2 separate regions of the Mus musculus genome follow, and region 2 is linked to region 1. A link is a loop called in an ENCODE intact Hi-C map of the cell type or tissue named here. Cell type or tissue: gastrocnemius. All regions are shown on one strand. Each heading gives the region's core, and the rest is flanking DNA. Links, peaks and the distances in the headings are about the cores only. Region 1 overlaps Gm34155 (a long non-coding RNA gene). Region 2 has its middle 25 kb from the start of Gm34371.

Evidence for each region. Hi-C counts contacts between places; a loop is a spot of excess contacts. Peaks named below come from ENCODE experiments on the same cell type or tissue, not always from the same donor. Only the 100,000 strongest peaks of a DNase experiment are listed, where the experiment ranks them.
Region 2: a loop joins it to region 1, with 3 times the contacts of the local background. A loop is called at or near these places in 3 of 42 quality-filtered maps.

Annotation. Positions count from the first base shown.
Region 1 is chr17:3,567,473-3,576,993 of GRCm38, reverse strand. Gm34155 (a long non-coding RNA gene) reads right to left here. Exons shown (of 5, transcript XR_876342.2): 2 at 6,135-6,202; 3 at 4,397-4,521; 4 at 3,006-3,086. Among named protein-coding and RNA genes, the nearest start is that of Gm34155, 9.7 kb to the right of the region's middle. In gastrocnemius, for the core only: a CTCF peak has its summit at 5,932 (motif pointing left); a DNase peak (open chromatin) is centred at 5,924; H3K4me3 peaks cover 510 bases.
Region 2 is chr17:4,765,092-4,774,612 of GRCm38, reverse strand. No RefSeq gene overlaps it. Among named protein-coding and RNA genes, the nearest start is that of Gm34371, 25 kb to the left of the region's middle. In gastrocnemius, for the core only: a CTCF peak has its summit at 4,373; no DNase peak of the experiment used is centred there; H3K27ac peaks cover 339 bases.

The DNA of each region.
Region 1 (9,521 bases), core at 957-8,956:
TTCTACATTTTGTTACCTGGGGTGAGAAGATCCTCTCTAAATGTGAGTGGCACCACTCTGTGACCTAGAATCTAGAGTAAATAAAAAGGAGGGAGCTTAAACACCAGCATGGATTGCTCCCTGCTACTTGACTGCAGATACCATGAGACTAGCAACCTCAGTTGCTACTCTACACTTCTTGCTATAAAGATGAGCTGTCTCCTCAAACTGAGAGACAAAGCAAACCCTTCCTTCCTCAAGTTGTGTTCCTGGTGTATTTTGTCACAACAAGAAAAGTACCTAACACACATCCTCAACAGAACTGCCCTTCCATTCTTGTATGAATGGATGTCGTTGTGTTGTTGATGTTACTGACTGGTAAGACAACAGAAGTCAAACACATTTCTTCCGGAAGGTTCCATGGTGGCACTAGGAAAGGGTTGCAATTAACAAACGGGGTATTCAATTGGTGTAAGAGCAGCCCAGATGAAGCATGGCAAGTTATAACTCAGGGTTATTGGCAGGGAAGTAGACATAATAGAATAACAGCAAAAAGGGTTGGTATCTGCCTAGCTCTTGTACTTTAAAGGCTTATTATAAGCATCAAGGTTTGTGTCTTTTATCTGGGGACTGATTGATCAAAGGCAGGGTAAAACCCCCAATTGAGATTAAATATTTACTACAACACTGGGCTACTTTATGCTTTAGCTGCAACCCCACACCTGGATCTGCTTTGACAAGAGGCCTTAATGTTGGGGGTCTGATTCTTCATCTGTAAGATGCTAATAGCACTGGCTTTCCTCAAAGGCCACCTCCTCCTATTGCACTCATGAAAGCCCCCACTCCCTTCCGTGATTGTGCGTTTGCCCCTGTGTCTCCCCATGGATGGACCTGTGCCACATCATGTCACTGTGCTTCTCCTTCATTACATCCTGCATGTTTCTCCAGAGACTTCATCACAAGCAGTGACTGAGGACTGACGGACAGAGGACTGACGGACAGCTGTATAATACGAATTGATGCCCACTGGTGGATGCCTGTCCCCACAGTGTTCTGAAAGCCTTGTACAGGGAGTGCCCACAGCTGCTCTGTTCAGCTTAGCACAGAACACAGGTCACTAAACTCCTGGTAAATAGTGGAAAGAATTGCAGAGCTCTGAACAAATTTACTAAAACTTTCTCAGTTTCCCTTTGTTCAACTGTAAAACGGTGGTAATAACAGTACGGGACTGCAAAGTCTTTGTAGTATCTGCTATTTAAAGCACTGAGCAGGGCAGGCACTTGGTACATGGTAGTTATCCATGCTGATATTTCCTACAACATACTATAGGCTTCAGGAATTTATCCCTATTTTCAAATAGCTCATCATCCCACAAAAAGAAGAGGAAGGGGAAGAGGAAGAGGATATCCACATAGGCTGTTAGAACTCTTCAAGGTAAGGCATAGTAAATTAGCCCACAAGACCCCTGGCCTAAGGCAAAAACAGAAGCAGCTAATATTCAGGTCATCTTTTGTCTTATATCTCCCCAGGAACTCTGAGGAGCCCCATAGTCTCAGCCACAAGCAGGGCATCTCAGAGAGGATTAACTAAACCTTACCTCTTTGGTGTCCACTTCCTAGACTCTACCTGGGAGAAGCCATGTCTTTCTCTTTCCATGCCCTTTAAGATGGTGGTGGTGGTGGTGGTGGTGGTGGTGGTGGTGGTGGTGGTGGTGTGTGGGTGGGTATACCTGTACATTCCTACAAAGAAATTAAAGCTCTTTGAAGGCAAAGGTTGTCTATAGAATCAGTTGTTTACCATTCTGTTGGCTTGCCTCATTTAACTGATATACGTATTCAGAGGACCCGAGCCATGGGCCTCCTAAAGACCCTGTGTATGCCTACCAAAGACAAAAGAGTGATGGGGTCAAAGGCAAGTGGATCTGAGAGCTGGAGGCTATTGTAGTCTGCATAGTGAGTTCAGCTGCATCAGTGAGTGAAGGAATAAGTGAATGTGTGAGTGAATAAATGAATGAATGAATGAATGAATGAATAGGACATGAGATCTCATAAAAATGGCAGACTGAGTAGGATCAGCAAGAACAAGCGGACTGCAAGTAGAGGCAGTACATGAATCTAGAACATCCTCATATTCAGAATGTTTCTAAATAGATCAAAGAAAGTGGAGCCTCCCAAGAGGCACCTCACGGCTCTGTACTCCTCAGCTTCCTTGTATTGTACCTACAGCCTCCACCCCAGAGCTGCTTTGATATGAGGTCTTTAAACGTTGGGGGGAAATGTCTTAACTGCTGTCTGAGTCTTCTTCCGTAAAATAGAGCTAGTGGCACTGACCTTCTTCATAGAGCTATTGTGTAGGATAATTAATTAATGATTGCAGAAGCCATTGAAAGTGTGACATAAATGCTAAGCATTATTTCCATACAGTCTCTGCTGACTGTTCCCAACACACTCAGATCTCAGTGCCTTTGATCTGTGGCAGTCCCCTGAAATGGAGCAAATGCTGCTTTTGTGTCGTCAGGTAAATGCATAATGAATGGGCTTCATTGTTAAAGGTTACTTAACGGTATCACTTTTTTTTTTTAAATGGGCACAGAACTATATAAGCTCATAGTTACTGTGTCAGAGGGAGAGAAATGAGACAGCTAAGGCCACCAGGACATTGAGACCCAAGCCATGGCCCTCAGAAAGACCTTGTATATGCATACCAGGAAAGAGACAAAGAGTGATGGGGTCAAAGGCAGGTGACTTTCTGTGAGTTTGAGGCTAGTGTGGTCTACACAGTGAATTGCAGGCCAGCCATGGCTTCATAGTGAGATCCTGTCTTTGATGATGACAATGATGGTGATGATGATGGTGACAATGACAATAAAGGAATAACAAAGAAAAAAACAGATGGGGAGCTGAACAGAGTCAATGGTAGAAAGAAGCAGGCTGTAGCCCACATAGGCTCCTGCAGTCAGATTTCTGTATATTGTACAAGAAATGGTGTGTGAACTCGGGAGTGGGAACTGTGTCACCATTCTCTACCTCAAGCCTCTGGGTTTCCTCCTTTGTGCTCAGCGGTTCTTCCATGGGGAAGATTGTGTTTGTCTTCTCACATCGTCTCTGCTGAAGATAGAGGAGGACAGGGCTGAAGTTGCAAAGCTTTTACTCTCCCCAGAGTCTCCTCCTGAGTTGTCTTCACAGATAGATAGGTAGGTAGATAGATGATAGATAACAGGCATACAAATGATAGGTAGATAGATAGATAGATAGATAGATAGATAGATAGATAGACAGACAGACACATAGATAACAGATATACAAATGATACATACATACATAGATAGATAGATAGATAGATAGATAGATAGATAGACAGACAGACACATAGATAACAGATATACAAATGATACATAGATAGATAGATAGATAGATAGATAGATAGATAGACAGACAGACACATAGATAACAGATATACAAATGATACATACATACATAGATAGATAGATAGATAGATAGATAGATAGATAGATAGATAGACAGACAGACACATAGATAACAGATATACAAATGATACATAGATAGATAGATAGATAGATAGATAGATAGATAGATAGACAGACAGACACATAGATAACAGATATACAAATGATACATACATAGATAGATAGATAGATAGATAGATAGATAGATAGATAGACAGACAGACACATAGATAACAGATATACAAATGATACATAGATAGATAGATAGATAGATAGATAGATAGATAGACAGACAGATAACAGATATACAAATGATACATAGATAGGTAGATAGATAGATAGATAGATAGATAGACACATAGATAACAGATATACAAATGATACATAGATAGATAGATAGATAGATAGATAGATAGATAGATAGATAGATAGATAGATCCATCAATAGATACATAAAATGGCCCCATCTCAGTGCCAGGGAGAACTTTAATCCCACCTCTCACCCCAAAATTCCAAACAAAAGATTGATGCCCAGGTGAAAACCACTTCAAAGAAAAGAAAAGGGCTCAAAAACTATAGATTGCTTTATTTGATTGAATAGCAAAAAAGAAAAAAAGAAAAGTACAATCAAAAAAGTACAAAAGAAAATGGAAAAGTACAATCCTCTTAAATGGTCCCTTCTAGTTTAGACTAAATAAGTAAATAACTAAGTAAACAAACAAACAAACTGCGATCTGGAGAAAGGTCAAGCAGCTAAGCCATCCGGTTCTTACCAAGGTGCCAGCACATAGGAGGAAAGGTCTCCTAACAAAAAGAGCTGAGGAAACTGGATACCCACACATGCTCTGCCTCTGACCCAACAGAAAAATCAACCCAAAAATATGTTAATGACATTAGCATAAGACCTGAAGCCTTAGGATTGCTACACACATGAAACATTTCCAGACTCACATGTAAGTAGTGGCCTTCTTGATGGGATTATAGACGCTCAGAAGGTAACAAAAGGAGATGACCAATCAGGTTGCATCAAATAATGGACGTCTGTATGGCCAGGGCAGCAATCAACGGTGAGAAAACTATAGACAGAGAAGAAAATCTTTGCCAGATGTTCACGAATATTCTAGAACACACGAAGAACTCAAAAAATTAAACACACACAAAAAAATGTAATCTGTTCAACAAATGAGCAAATGGACCTAACCTACAGGTCTCAAAAATATATAAGTAAGTGGTCAACAAAGGTGTTAAATTGTCCAACGCTGTTAGCCAGCAGGGAGCAGCCAATCACCACTATCTGGTTTCCACCTCATCCCAATCAGATTGGCAGCCATCACAAAGTTAACAACAGATGCTAGCATGGCGTTGGAAAAAGGAAGTCTTATGCACAGCTGGTGAGAACGTAAATTACCACAGCCAATATGAAATCAACATGAAGGGGTTCCCTTAACAACTAAAACTACATCGCCCATAGGACCCAGCCTTACCACTTCTGTGTGTCTACCCCCGCCCCAAAGAATCAACTTATTATAGCAATATCGACAGATGCATATTTGCCACAGCACTATTCATAACTGGAAAATTACAGAATCCACACAGGTATCCTTTGACAGACAGAGGATAAAGAAATGGAGTTGGTTACCAGAGGGAAGACTTAGTGGGTGGAATTGTTTGCCATGGAGCCTGATAACCTGAATCCAGTGAGACCCTTGGACCCAAAAGTTGTAGTGAGGAGACCACTTTCTCTGACCTCTACATCTTCACAGTGATGTGTTTTCGCACTCACAAATAAATAAACATAATCTTTATTTAAGAAATTCTTTTCTCCATTCATATAGAACAACGGATCTATGTTGTTTGCAAGAAAATGGATGGAACTGAACGTTGCAATGTTAAATGATATAACCTAATCCTGAGATGGAAGTAAAAGGGTGTAAAAGGGAAAGAGAGGGTGGGGAGGGAGGATAAAACTCAAGAGGATGCACATAATAAAAGCACATTAAATGCACGTGTGGGCATGTCACAGCAAAACTTATTTTTCAATTAATATATGCTAAAAACAAAAGAAGAAAACAGTCTATTTGTGTTTGGATTTTAGAAATATAGCCTATATTTTGTAATCCTCCGGGCTAAATCTTTGATTGTTAGAACTAATCTTTAAATCATATTATTTTTTTAAAACCTACATAGATTTACGATGTACTCCTCTCCATATATTCTGTTAAATAATACCCAAACACAGCTGTCATATATAACCCTCTACGTTTCACTGCCTTGACGACAGGGATTTTATTTCTGTTAGTTGGCCTTGCCCTTTACTGTCATTCCCCTGTAATTGTGGTTTTCTGCCGACCTGCTTTTATTTCAGCTCCCTTTTGAAAATCTTCCTTGACTATGCTTAGTTAATTCAAAGTTTGGAACGGTTGGCGAATGGCGAATGGGACAAAAAAACCTTCCACGACGTGGGACAATATCGCCACCCAGTGGCTAAAATGGGCTTCCCTCTCTGCATCCTTCCAGATTTTTCCCTTCGGCTTTTCATATCATTTCTCTAAAGAACAGAAATGTCCTTAAAGAAGGTACCGCCCTGTCCCGGCACTTTGCAGAAAAGTAAACTACAGAAAGTAAACTACACTTGCCTTTGTAATCGGGCCCAAGATGCCACACTAAGACCAATATTCATGACACCTACGTTTTTGACAACAGCTGCTCCAAGCTGGAGGTGACCTTCAGGATTCACGTGCCCTCGGGAGATGGAAACTGAGGTACAGAAAAGGAAAATGACTTCTTGATGTCCATGAAGATGATTAAACAGAATTACAACTAACCTTCTTTCATGCTTCGCTTATAGTTTATTGTTAATTTTCCTATTAGGCTAATTCCATTTTAAAGGTTTTATTCCCACCCCACCTCCAACAGTATTCCAGGTTTTAAGAGGTGGGGGACCACAGTAAATGAACATAATCTAGGTATTTTAGATGCTTTTATTTGATAATAGTTTTTGTCCCCACATTGTCTTCGGTTCCCCTCTCCATCGTCTTCAAAGCCATCTCAAGAAAAAAGCAAGATCAATAATACTGAAGTGCCTTCATCGCGCTAAGTGATTCTGAGTTCCTAAACAAGCCGGATTCAAACAATATAGTAGAAGTGGTGCAGCTTTGCTGACACCACGGTCCCAGGATCCCCCAAGTTCATTTGCAACTGTGGTTCTAGGCAAACAACACCTCCCACCTCCCCACCCCCACCTATCACCCTCCCCACCCCCTCTACTCTCCCCACCCCCACCACCAACCTCCAACACTGTTTTACTGGACAGAGGTATGAGGAGCCTCCCCAGCTTCTGTTTGGATATTCTGGGGTGAATTGCTTTGTTGCTTTGTTTCAGTGCCTTTTCTAGCTGCTCTACATACTCTAACCCTTTAACCACATAGAAGCAGCCTTTGTTCCGGTGTCCAGCACCTGCACTGCCACTCACTGAAGCCCAAAACCTCAAGGAAGTAATAAATGAGCACCACCACGTCCACACACTCCCCGTGTGACTTTAAGAATACACATGACTGTATTGTAAAGGAGCTGTTTTGCCTCAGCATCCTCAGAGGCTGACTCTCCTTGGCAAATGGCAGGTTGAGCCAAAAGCATTATGAAGTAGGAATGTCAAGGCGTTTTCCTTTAACCAGCATTTCAGGACTCTGGGGAAGGTCCTAAGAAGTTACCCACAAGAATGTGTCTTTATAAACCATGCAAAGGTTTTTTTACTCAGCATCAGCTAAGACCACCATCTCATTCCAGGTTGTAGACTGTTGGAACTGAAGCCATTAGGAATCCGGCTGAGGGAGGAATTCACTACAAACATTCACTTTTACCAACATTTGGGAAGATGTCTTAGAGAACTTCAGCAAAATGACTTCGAAAGAATAGATTTGATTTGAATGGATATAGAGCACCCCCTTCCTGCTCTATTCTGTAATTTAAAGAACGGGGAGAAATTTTAAATAAAAAGTAATGGGGTAAGAAATAAAAATAAGCCGGGCGTGGTGACGCACGCCTTTAATCCCAGCACTCGGGAGGCAGAGGCAGGCAGATTTCTGAGTTCGAGGCCAGCCTGGTCTACAAAGTGAGCTCCAGGACAGCCAGGGCTATACAGAGAAACCCTGTCTCGAAAAAACAAAAACAAAAAAACCCCAAAAAAACAAGAAATAAAAATAATAGGGTAGATAATAAAAATCAATAGAAATTTCATCTAGATCAGTAAATTGCAACACAAATATTCATCCCTTAGAATCCAGGAGCCAACTTCATATATATATATAAATTATATATTATATTATATATCACACAGCTATATGATTATAATAAAATATATTATAAATATAATATCAATATCAAAACCTGAAAGAAATTTATCATAAAAAAATTTGGCTGTTATTTGGAGATGTTATATTGTGATTTTGCTATTGGATATTTATTATTTCATGTGATTTCTTGTCTTATTCCAAATAAATATTGGCTTTGACACTTAACCTAGTATTTGTAATTTTGAATTATCTTTCTTAAAGGAAACCTTAGTTGTATAAGTTCCCAGGCCATTTCTATCCAGGCTTCCTTAGACAGGGAAGGGGGTGTGTTAGGGCTTTCTCCTACAACAGGAAAAGAAGATTAACATGCCAGAAAAGAATATTATCATGAGACGCCCCCCATAGGCAGAGCATATGAGAGAGCGGACAATAAGTCACTCTATTTTATAGTAAAATTACATTAAGAGCATATACAATTTAACAGTTACCCAACTTCAACATTGTCTAGTGAGCTGAACTATAGAATCTTCACAAACTTTAAAAAAAGAAAAAGGGTGTCATACAAGTTACAAAGATGACCATTGTAAATGAAGAAAAACCACCAGGCCTCACAGGACAATGGGACATGGCCTAATTTTTAGGCTTACAGATTAATGATAAAAATAAGACACTGTTTTACAAAGCAGAGGTCACAACCTACTATTAAGCAGCAAAAAATTGAATATAATAAATAATAACAGCCATTTTATATTAAAGAAGTGATTAAAATAGAGTCATTTAGAAACTAGAGGGCATCACAACACAGACCATTTATGAGATTTTTCTCTGTAGGTGTGTGGGTCTGGGGCAGGAGCTGTGTGACTTTTGTGGAGGTTTGAATAGGAATGGCTCCCCCTGACTCCTATGTTTGAATGTTGGCCCATAGGGAGAAGCACTATTAGGAGGTGGTCTTCCTGAATGAAGTCACTTTGGGGTTGAACTTGGAGGTCTCCTAGCCTCAAGCTACACCCAGTGTGACACACAGTCCCCTTCTGCTGCCTGTGGATCAAGATGTAGAACTCTCAGCTCCTCCAACACCAAGTCTGCCTGAACACTACCATGCTTCTCTCCATAACGATGATGGACTGAACCTCTGAACTGTAGGCCAGCCCCAATTAAATGTTTTCCTTTATAAGAGTTGTGTGGTCATGGTGTCTCTTCACAGCAATGAAACCCTGAAACAAGGTTGTGTTGTACAGGGTGTCTTTTACTGTCTGAAGTATACATAGAAGAGACACAGGAGTGTCTTCAGATTAAAGCATGAGAAAGTAAAAATGACAAGAAAGTTTAAGAAAGCTCAGGTGGGCAATTTATAGGAGTTATTTATGAATATGTTGGAACTTGGGAGGCATTTTGCCTATAGAAATTCTAGGTTAAGCAGTGATTTAATTGTTGGATGGAACCACAAAAGCCTTTTAAATTCAAATAGAGTATAAATTGTGATGTGACAGAGATTGGGTACAATATGGTATGATTAATATAATATGACTGTCATGATGAAGTATAATGCGATATAAATGAGCTATCACAGAGCTCATAGCCCTAACCCAGTACTCTCCTTCCTCACCCTCACCACCTCAGATTCATGATTCCCACACAGAATTATTTGAGCGATTATCTAAAAACGACAAGGCCTCAGCCACAACACGTATATGCATTTCACAAACATTTGACGTTTTATAATGATAGTCTGAGGCTTCGTTATTTTGCATTGCCACTTGATTTGATAGGTTGTATTTGTAACC
Region 2 (9,521 bases), core at 426-8,425, 1.2 Mb before region 1:
TTTTTGTTGTTTGTTTGTTTGTTTGTTTTTTGAGACAGGGTTTCTCTGTGTAGCCCTGGCTGTCCTGGAACTCACTCTGTAGACCAGGCTGGCCTGTCTCTGCCTCCCAAGTGCTAGGATTAAAGATGTGTGCCACCACGCCCGTTTGGGTAGATGAAATCTTAATTGAGAAAATGCCTCCAAAAGACTGACATACAGGTAAGCCAGTGGGATAGTATCTCCATTAATGATTGATGTTGCCTGGACCAGCCTGGGAGTGGAGGATGGGAGTGATGCCACCCCTGGGCAGGTGGTCCTGAATTGTACAGGAAAGCAAGCTAACAAAACCATGGAGAACAAGCTAGTAAGCAGTGGTCCTCCATGGCTTCTTCTGCCTCAGTTCCTGCCTTGAGTCCCTGCTCTAACTTCTGTACGTGAAGTCGTGTGGCCTAAGCGCCATCAGCTGAAACAAGTCCTCCCTCCCAAGTTTCTTTCGGTTAAGGTATCGATTGCTGCAATAGAAACCCTAACTAAGATACCAGTGTGAGCTGAAAGTGTGTAGCGGGAATCAATCTCTCTCTCTCTCTCTCTCTCTCTCTCTCTCTCTCTCTCTCTCTCTCTCTCTCTCTCTCTCTCTCTCTCTCTCTCTCTCTCTCTCTCTCTTGTCGAGACAGGGTTTCTCTGTGTAGCCCTGGCTGTCCTGGAACTCACTCTGTAGACCAGGCTGGCCTCAAACTCAGAAATCCACCTGCCTCTGCCTCCTAAGTGCTGGGATTAAAGGTGTGCACCACCACGCCCGGCTGAGGGACTCTCTTATAAGCAACACCTGTCAATAAAAAAGCCAAAGACCAATGAGCTGAGGCAGGAAATAGGAGGCGGGACACTGGGAGGAAGAGAGGATTCTGGGAATGAGTGAGAGAATAAAAGAGAGATGCTGGCGAGACACGAAGGAAGAAGCAAGCAGGACTAAGGAGAGGTAACTAACCAAGTGGTAGACATTGAATAGTTTGAGTTGGTTAAATACGTTATGAGCTAGTCAGAGGACGAGCCAAAGCTTATGGGCTAGGTATTCAATAATAACTAATTAGTCTTAAAGTCATCATTCCAGTAGCCGGGGATAGGAAAGGAAAATTTAGAATTTAATTTTTTTTCACAAAAATATGCTTCCAAATACTTGTAATACAGTGAACTCAGTGAACATCATAGGGAAGCCTATACTGCACAAAATGTAATCAGGACACTTGCATTAGCCTAAACTCTGGAAACCATCCAATGTAAGCCTGCCTTACAGTCAACTATTGAGCATCTCATTGCAAATTATCAACTATTTAGAGTGAAGAAGACAGCAGCTTTTCCAGGTCTGCTTCACGACAGACAGCTGGGTTACCCTCAGTGTAGCCATCTGTATTTTGAAGCAAGGCCCTGGTACTATTTTTTCCCTCTACACATTTGAATGTGTGTTTCAGGGAGAAGACTGCAATGTTACCACCATATCACAGAAACCTCCTAACTAAAGGAGAATCTAGTCAGTTCCTCTGTTCTCCCCATGTTCCTTTGCCTTGGTACAGGTTGGGTTAATGCAGGGTCTGACCAGGTCTCTGGACTGAAGAGCTAATATAGTTTTTAACTCACCCACACTTCCTTCCTTCCTTCCTTCCTTCCTTCCTTCCTTCCTTCCTTCCTTCCTCCCTCCCTCCCTCCCTCCCTCCCTCCCTCCCTCCCTCCTTTCTTCCTCCCTTTCTCTGTCATCCACCTGAGGACCAGGCTGTCCTCGTCCCGTGTCACATCCTACAGTTTGGGTTTGCTGATGTCCTTCTGTGAATTTGGGAGTGGACAAGGTTCCAGCTTGAGTTTTTGGGGACCCCAGTCTCTTATGTGTTGGTCGACAACACTCTCAGGCCAGAGGCACTTAAAAGGTGTCCTTAGGGTCAAAGAATGTTAAGAAAATTAGTGGATTAAGTCATTGAGTTTAAACTGCCTAGTAAGTATTTATATTCTGAACATTTATTGGCCTTTTGAAAACTCACATATCTAAATCAAATGAAACAATATTTCTATTGCATTCTTTTAATTTTTTCTTTACCTAAAATGCTCAGGCTTACTTATTTTGCATGAGTATATGTGTATATGAATGTGCATGTGCTGTACACACATGTGGAGGGCAGAAAACAATTCATGGAAACTGATTTTCTATCGTGAGTCCTGGCGAATGAACTCAAGTCCTCAGGCTTGGTGGCAAGCTCCTTTTGCCCGTGGAGCCCTCCCACAGGCCCTTCATTGTATTCTTAAATAATCACGATTACTAGCAGACACTAAATGGCTTCTTGCATTTTGTAATAAAGTTGAAAACTACCACCCACATTTCTTCTTTCATCTGCGTTTTACAAGTCATCAGGGCCTAGACTGAAGCCTACCTCTGTTTCAGATGCACAGTTAGTGGCATTAGGATTGCTTTGTCTCCTGAGCAAGCCTCACCACCATCCATCACTGGAGCTTTAGCAAAGTTCCAGATTGACATTTTACACATTAAATAGAGACTCCCTGTTTCCCAGAGCTTGACTGTCCTGGGAAATCACCATTTCTATTGTTCTTTTTTAGTCTAAAAATTTGATGTTCTCACTACCTCATGCAAAAATCATCTCTCTGTCTCTGTCTGTCTGTCTGTCTGTCTGTCTCTGTCTATGTCTCTCTCTCTTTCTTTTTTTCTACTTGGAGTCACCGTTAGGTCAGGTTGTAGCATGAGTTAATTCTTCATTACTTCTTAAGGCTTAACAGCAGTCTGTTTGTATGAACTTACCACAGTTTGTGTATCCATTCAGCTATTAATGAGGGAGTCTGGGCTGTTTCTACTACATGGTTGCTTCGAGTCACAAGCATCTGTCTGGGTTCCTGTGCATAGCTTTTTCTGGTATGTAAGAAGTACTTCAATACCCCTAATCTAGGAACCCCAACTCTACAGACAATAGGACATTGTTGAAAGGCATGTCACTTGATCAGAGCTCATGGTTTGGGCAGCACTGGGCAGGTGCTTTTCCTTCAATAGCTTCTGCTATGCAGCCCCGTGAGCCCCTGGCTGGCCACAGTCACAGTGCACCTGGGACCACATGGTCAGATTTAAAAATCTCTGACTTGGTGAGAGATGGGGACCTAGGACATTGTGGCTGTCCATAAGGTACATGAAGTATCTGAGGCACCAAAAAGGATGGAGGGACTGGGTTGAAAGGGACTGTGGAGGCAGCTGATGAAGTCAGGGCTTTGTTGCCAGGGAGGTCCTCTCAAGGGGATTAATGTCTGTTATTGACAGGCAAGTATAATGTGGTAGCTTGTTGGGACCAAAAAAGGGGGCCTGGGGGGGGCCCTGGGGAAGGGGAGAAGCAGACCCATACCCCGCCAGAGTTTTACCTATTCTCTGGTCAGTCAGGCATGGGAGGGCTGCTATCTATCTTCCACTCATCCCTGGGTGAGCATCTAAGCCTCTGACCCACACTTCAGGGGGTAGCAAGGGGCAGCCGTACCTGGGATTCCCTGAGCTACTTTGCTAAAGCCACCAGGGTTATGGGAGAGAGGGATGAGGGAAGAGGTTCCCAACACTGGCGAGAATGAGTGCAGCGGATCTTGACTGGAGCACAGGAAGGCCTTGGGAGATTAGAAACGGCTCATTAGGAGAAAGCCTGTCTCATCCTCCAAGTGCAGTGGGCCTTGATGAGCAGAGACATTCTATGGTTTTAGAGCTTTATTATAGAAAGGCAGGGAGAAAGAGAAAAGGTAGAAGGGGGGAGGCTAGAGAGAAAGAGAGTAAGAGGGAGAAAGGAGAGGAGAGGAGAGGAGAGGAGAGGAGAGGAGAAGACAAAGAGAGAGGAGAGAGAGGGAGAGAGTGAGGGTTAAGAAGTAAGAGAGACAAGTAAGAGGTAAGAGAGCAAGCAGGGGCTGAACAGCTCCTTTTATGGTCTTTACTGTTGCTAGGTAACTGGGGAGGGGTTTAGCCTGAAGGTCAGAAGTTTGGGCCATTGTCTACTTGACTTCTAGCCATGCTTCTCTTGTGGGGACTGTGGGGGGTGGTAACTTAGGCAGGAGCCGGAGTTCCAGGAGCATGAGGGAACGCCTACTGTGTCATGAAGGTGAATTATCACCATTTTCGGGGTTCAGACCTCAGCTCAACTGGAGACCAGCCTGCAGTTCCCCACAGTAGCTGACATAGATGACATAGCAGCGGCCCACAATGCCAAGTGGACTGAGTGGGTGCTGTGTGTATCTTAAATCCTGGTGGTCATTCCAAGGTACGAGACAAACAGTGTTTATGGCAAATGAGCCCATTCCTGCTTCTAGTTGGTTTTCCTCTGGTTCTCCTGCCTAGAAAAGCCAGGAGAGACAAGTTGCATTTGTTGCCACCAGGGGCAGACTTCAGTCCTGCTTGGCTTCTGTGTAATACTCACGTGTACTAGATGGGAAGAGAGTTGGTGAAAATAGCAAATAATCTGTCTAACTTCCAAAGGATGATTGAAATTGCCTTCATGGCACCAGGCTGATGTTCTCTGGTTCCAAGAACTGGGTAGGGTTGCCACTTGCTTCTGTTGCCATGGTCAAAAATGGTCATGTGACTGAGTAAGGAGAGAATCCTGGTGGTAATTCCCAGTGAATGATAAGATCAAGTCCCCGCTAGAGGAACATGGCTTCATCCCTTAACCAGGTTTTGAATTCAGCACTGTTTTCTGTGGTGTTGTGAGGCTTCTGCCTCCAAGGGGACGGACCTAGTGGTCAGTCATGGGGACGTGCACTCGGACCCCAGCTGGTGAATGGAGTATACTGATGTCTTTGTGACCTCTCTCACTTTGATGTTGAGTTTAGTGAAGCCTTTCTCAAGCAGCAAAGGCATTTCAAAGCTTCAGGAACCATTAGGTAATATCCTAAACCTGGAATTCATGGCCAGCATCTGCCTGTAAGCTATAGAAAAATCAGAAGATATATTCAGATGAATAGCACAGATCCCGTAGGTGGCAGTCAATGACGTGGCTTTCCCTCACAGTGCCAAGCTTGCTCGTCCCTCCTGGTATGAAGTGACCAAGAGCCCAGCCCAGGCTAATTGTGTTTATTTTAGAGCCAAACACATCCCTACTTCATCATGCCACAAAGAGAGGCATTGAGGTTGGATCATTCCACTAATATTTACAGAGCACCTCCTAGGAGCCGGAACATTGTTCTGCTCTCTGCCTGCACCAGGAGGACAAATAGATATTGTTCCTGCTCAGATGGGGCCTATAGTGAGTGAGAGAGAGGCATAAAAGAGCAACAGCAAATAACCCCACACTAATAAATATGTGACTCAGAGTTGTGGCAAATGTCATGAGGCACAAACAGGGAGTGTAAAGGGAGAACAGAAAACGGCGAGCGAGTCTCTGAGGAAGGAGCTCTTGGGATGGGGCCTAACTGTAATGGGAGCTGGAGAGCTCTGAGAAGAGAAAGGCCCTGTTAAATCAGTACTGCTGGTTAGAGTGGCCCGAGAAGCCAGAAGGAGCAGTGCAGCCTGTGCCTTGCGGGGCTCCATAGGCCTCACACAGATTTAGATTTCCTCAGCCATGTAATGGAAGCCCCAAAGGGGCAAAAAGCTGGGCAGTGGCATAGTTCCAAGGGGAAAGAGGTCATTCTGGTAGGGTTAGGCCAGAATGGTGAAGGACATATTGGCCCTATGTGGTGATGGGGGGGGGGCAGGGAAGAGGCTATGAATGGAGGGGTGAGATTGAGAGGGTCTGGACAGGAGAAAAAACAACTAGAGAAGGCATTGCCTAGGCTGCATCCACACAGTGATCCCAGCAGGTTCCAGTGGCTGACAGGACACCAGGGACCAGGGCTAGGCATCGTCTTTCCCAGGCCTGTTATGATATAGCCCTACCAACGAGGTGGCACAGATCATCCTAGAAACCACAGATCTAAGGGCCAGATGTGGCAGCATCGCTCCAATATCCACCTCCATCTTCTTTAGGATTTCATGGTGAGGCCTTGACTGTCCTGGAACCTGCTCTGTAGATCAGGCTAGCCTTGAACTCATACAAAAAGATCTGTCTGAGTCTGCCTCCTGAGTGCAGGGATTAAAGCCCTGAGACCCAGTCTTCTTTCAGTATTCTCTGGCTCTGAGTCTTCACTGTGGTGAAGGGCACCTCTCTCCCCATGGTGTGACTCTATATTAACCAATTTTATCTGTAATGACATTGTTTCCAAGTAATATCCCTCTGAGGTTCTGTGGGATACGGCTCTAATAGACTTGGTTCAACTCAATCCACACTTGGACAGCTGTGTTGACCTTCGGCTCAAGGCCAGCTCTGAGTTCACAAAGAAGGGCCAGTGTAGATATGGAAGGGAAGCAAAGCCATCCCCTAGGGAAGCAAGAGGAGCGGCTAACCTCAGACTCCTGGTCCCACAGTGGCCATGAAACTTGCACAGGAAACAGAAAGGGAGTATGACTCAAAACCTGCTTTCTGAAAACCACAGTTTCTAGTCTGACACACACAGAGTACGCTAGATAGTTTTATGTAAACTTGACCCAAGCTAGAGTCATCTGAGGGAAGGGAACCTTAATTTAAAAAAAAAAAATGCCTCTGTAAGATTAGGCTATAGGAAAGCCTGTAGGGCATTTTCTTCATGATTGACATGGGAGGGCCCAACCCATTGTGGGCGGTGCTAACACTGGGGTAGTAGTACCAGGTTCTATAAGCAAGCAGGCTGAGCAAGCCATGAGGAGCAAGCCAGTGGGCAGTATCCCTCCATGGGATCTTCATCAGCTTTTGCCTGCAGATTCCAGCCCTGCTTGAGTTCCTGTCCTGACTTCCTTCAATGATGATGTGATGTGGGAAAGTAAGACAAATAAGCCCTTTCCTCTCCAACTTGCCTTTGGTCATGGCTTTTGGTTCAGCACAGCAGCAGAACCTTTAACTAAGATGCTGAGACTTAAACATTCTGGACTTCAGAGGATGAATATGTGTCAGTATCTAGTCATAATTGATGAGGAAGGGAAACTCAGGTTCTTCGTATTTTAAAAACTGTAGTCCTGTTGTAAAGCAAATGCTGCTTTTCTAATGAGAAGAACCAACACTTTCTAGGTTATCCGTAGGGTAGACGACTTCATTTATGGGTGGCACCCACTAGCACTGCCTGATTTTAGAAGATAATGAAGGACAATCATAGCCTAAAGCTGAGAATCAAAATGCACAGGGGACTGGACATGGACAAGCCAGGGCAAGTATCCATGATGGCAGCTTCTTGGCAGGATCAATCTCTTCTCTTCCCTTCCTCTTCCTCCTGTGCCATCCATCCATCCATCCATCCATCCATCCATCCATCCATCTTGCAGAGGTCAGAAGACAACCTCTGCTGTTCTGTTTCTCAAGTGCTCTCAAGTTGCCATTTTTCTCCAGACAGGGTACCTCACTGGAACTCACCAAGTAGCCCTTAGGGATCTATCCCACTCCACCTCCCCAGCTCTGGGATTGCAAGTGTGTACCACCATAGAGGGTGATCTTCAAAGTACCTTCTGAGGACTGAACTCTGGTCTTCATATTTTCAAGCCAAGGGGTTTACTCATTTGACCACCGCCCCAGCCCTGTAATCACCTTTACAGTTGCAGGACTTTTGCTATGGTTGTGTCTGACACCAAGGAGAAAGGCTCAGGAGCTAGCTATCAGCCCTGTGTTTGGCTGCTATTCTGGACCAAGCCTTAGTCTGAGCCTCATGCTAAGCACTGGGACATGGAAATGTGGGGTCACCCAAGTGACATAGCAGAGCTAGAATTTTTTTTTTTCTTTCTTTAAACTTTGCCTTCAGTGTGGTCTGTCTGTCTGTTATAGGAAGCCTGACTGGTTTACCAGTCACATTTATGAGGCACAGTGGCTAACTAGACTATGGAATGAAGCCAGGAATTAGCCTGGGGCAGGAGAATGAGACAAGTGTCCAGGTTTTGTGAGATTTCTGGGGACTTTGAGATCTTTATCTGAAATCATCAGGAACACTTGGAGCTTGTTCAGAAACCATCTCCTGCTGTGGGTGGGATATTTTGATTTTGGAAAGTACCCACTAGTAATTTTATTATGTACCCCATTTTTTTTTTTAATTTTGACTGTCCACTTGTTCCCCTCTTTCACGTTCATAGGTTCAGAGCACCCAACAGTTGCTTTGGAGAGAACGTAAGATGGAAATTACTTGAAATAAAGAATTCATGAGGTGAGTTGTGTGTATGTGTGTGTGTCTGTCTGTGTCTGTCTCTGTGTGTGTATATTCCATGGTCCTAGCCAAACTTGGGGGCAGAGAGATTAATGGTAAAAATGAAAAACTGTCTGAGATTACCTGTCTCACAAATCACATGACACGTGTCCAATGCTAACATGCAAATGGTGAGCCTTGAACATGTTGGAACTTACAGCCTCTTGTCGAAGTGGAAGCAGCATCCTAGCCAGCTGAGCTATCTCCTTCTGAATTTGTCCCCGGATGGATGGGGCAAGGTTCAGAATTTCCAAGGTTCTTATCTTTTGAGTGGAGCTGACGGTGGCCAGTAGTCAAAACCCCACATTCTACTCCAAGAAACACAGAGCCATTTATGTACAGAACTAAACTCCCCAAATTGTGCTAAATCATGTGATTTAAATACTGCTCTATCTAGGGATGAAGACTAAGGCAATGTGCAGTCCCATTAATAATGAATGGTTTGCCGGATTCTAATCCTGTTAAGCACACAGTTGCCCTGCAAATGTATTCGTGATGATGTGTATTTGTGAATTAAGCCCTTGGTGCGTCAGGTTTATGAGCCTAATTGTCTATTCAAAAGGCCATCACTTCATCGCCTCATGAAAATTAAAGAGGTCCCTTTTGTGGGAGCCTTGTGTTAATCCTCACAGTGATATTTCCCTTTCTTTTCCATTTCCTCTTTATTGAGCGTTATTATAATTTAAATGCAACTGAAGCAAATCCTGCCATTATACTGAAATTGATTATTAAAATAACACTGATAATTATACTCAGGTACTAGAAAATAACACATATGCAGTGCTGGCAGAGAGATTAAACACACCCTTCCTCCGGAAGAGACGCAGGCCACTAAAAATAGGAGAATGGGCCAATATATCTCTGAAATGGGCTGAAGATTTAGTGGCTGTTCTACCTCATGGAAGTCTGAGTGATTTCACCTAAAACCATCATCCGAGTCAATGTGTGATGACATGGCGTGAACAGCTTATTTGAGAATGTCTTAGTACTAGGCTCGAAGGGGACTTTTCTTTATCCATTTTTTTTTTGAATTAAAAAAAATCTTTTCAGATGAAAAAATATTATATACAGTGCCTGGTCTCTATTGTCAAATAGCACTCAGGGGAAAATTTTTAGTGAAATTCTGTTTTGAACACCAAAAGAATTTGTCTGTTTTTATTTTTTTTTTAAGCCAAAAAAAAAAAAATCCTTTCTTTTAGAATGTGTTTAGAAAATTCAAAGGTGTCTTTGTCTTTAAACTTCAACCGACTCAGGACTTGTGACTGCTCTGTTTGAAGAATTTTCTTTTGAAAAGC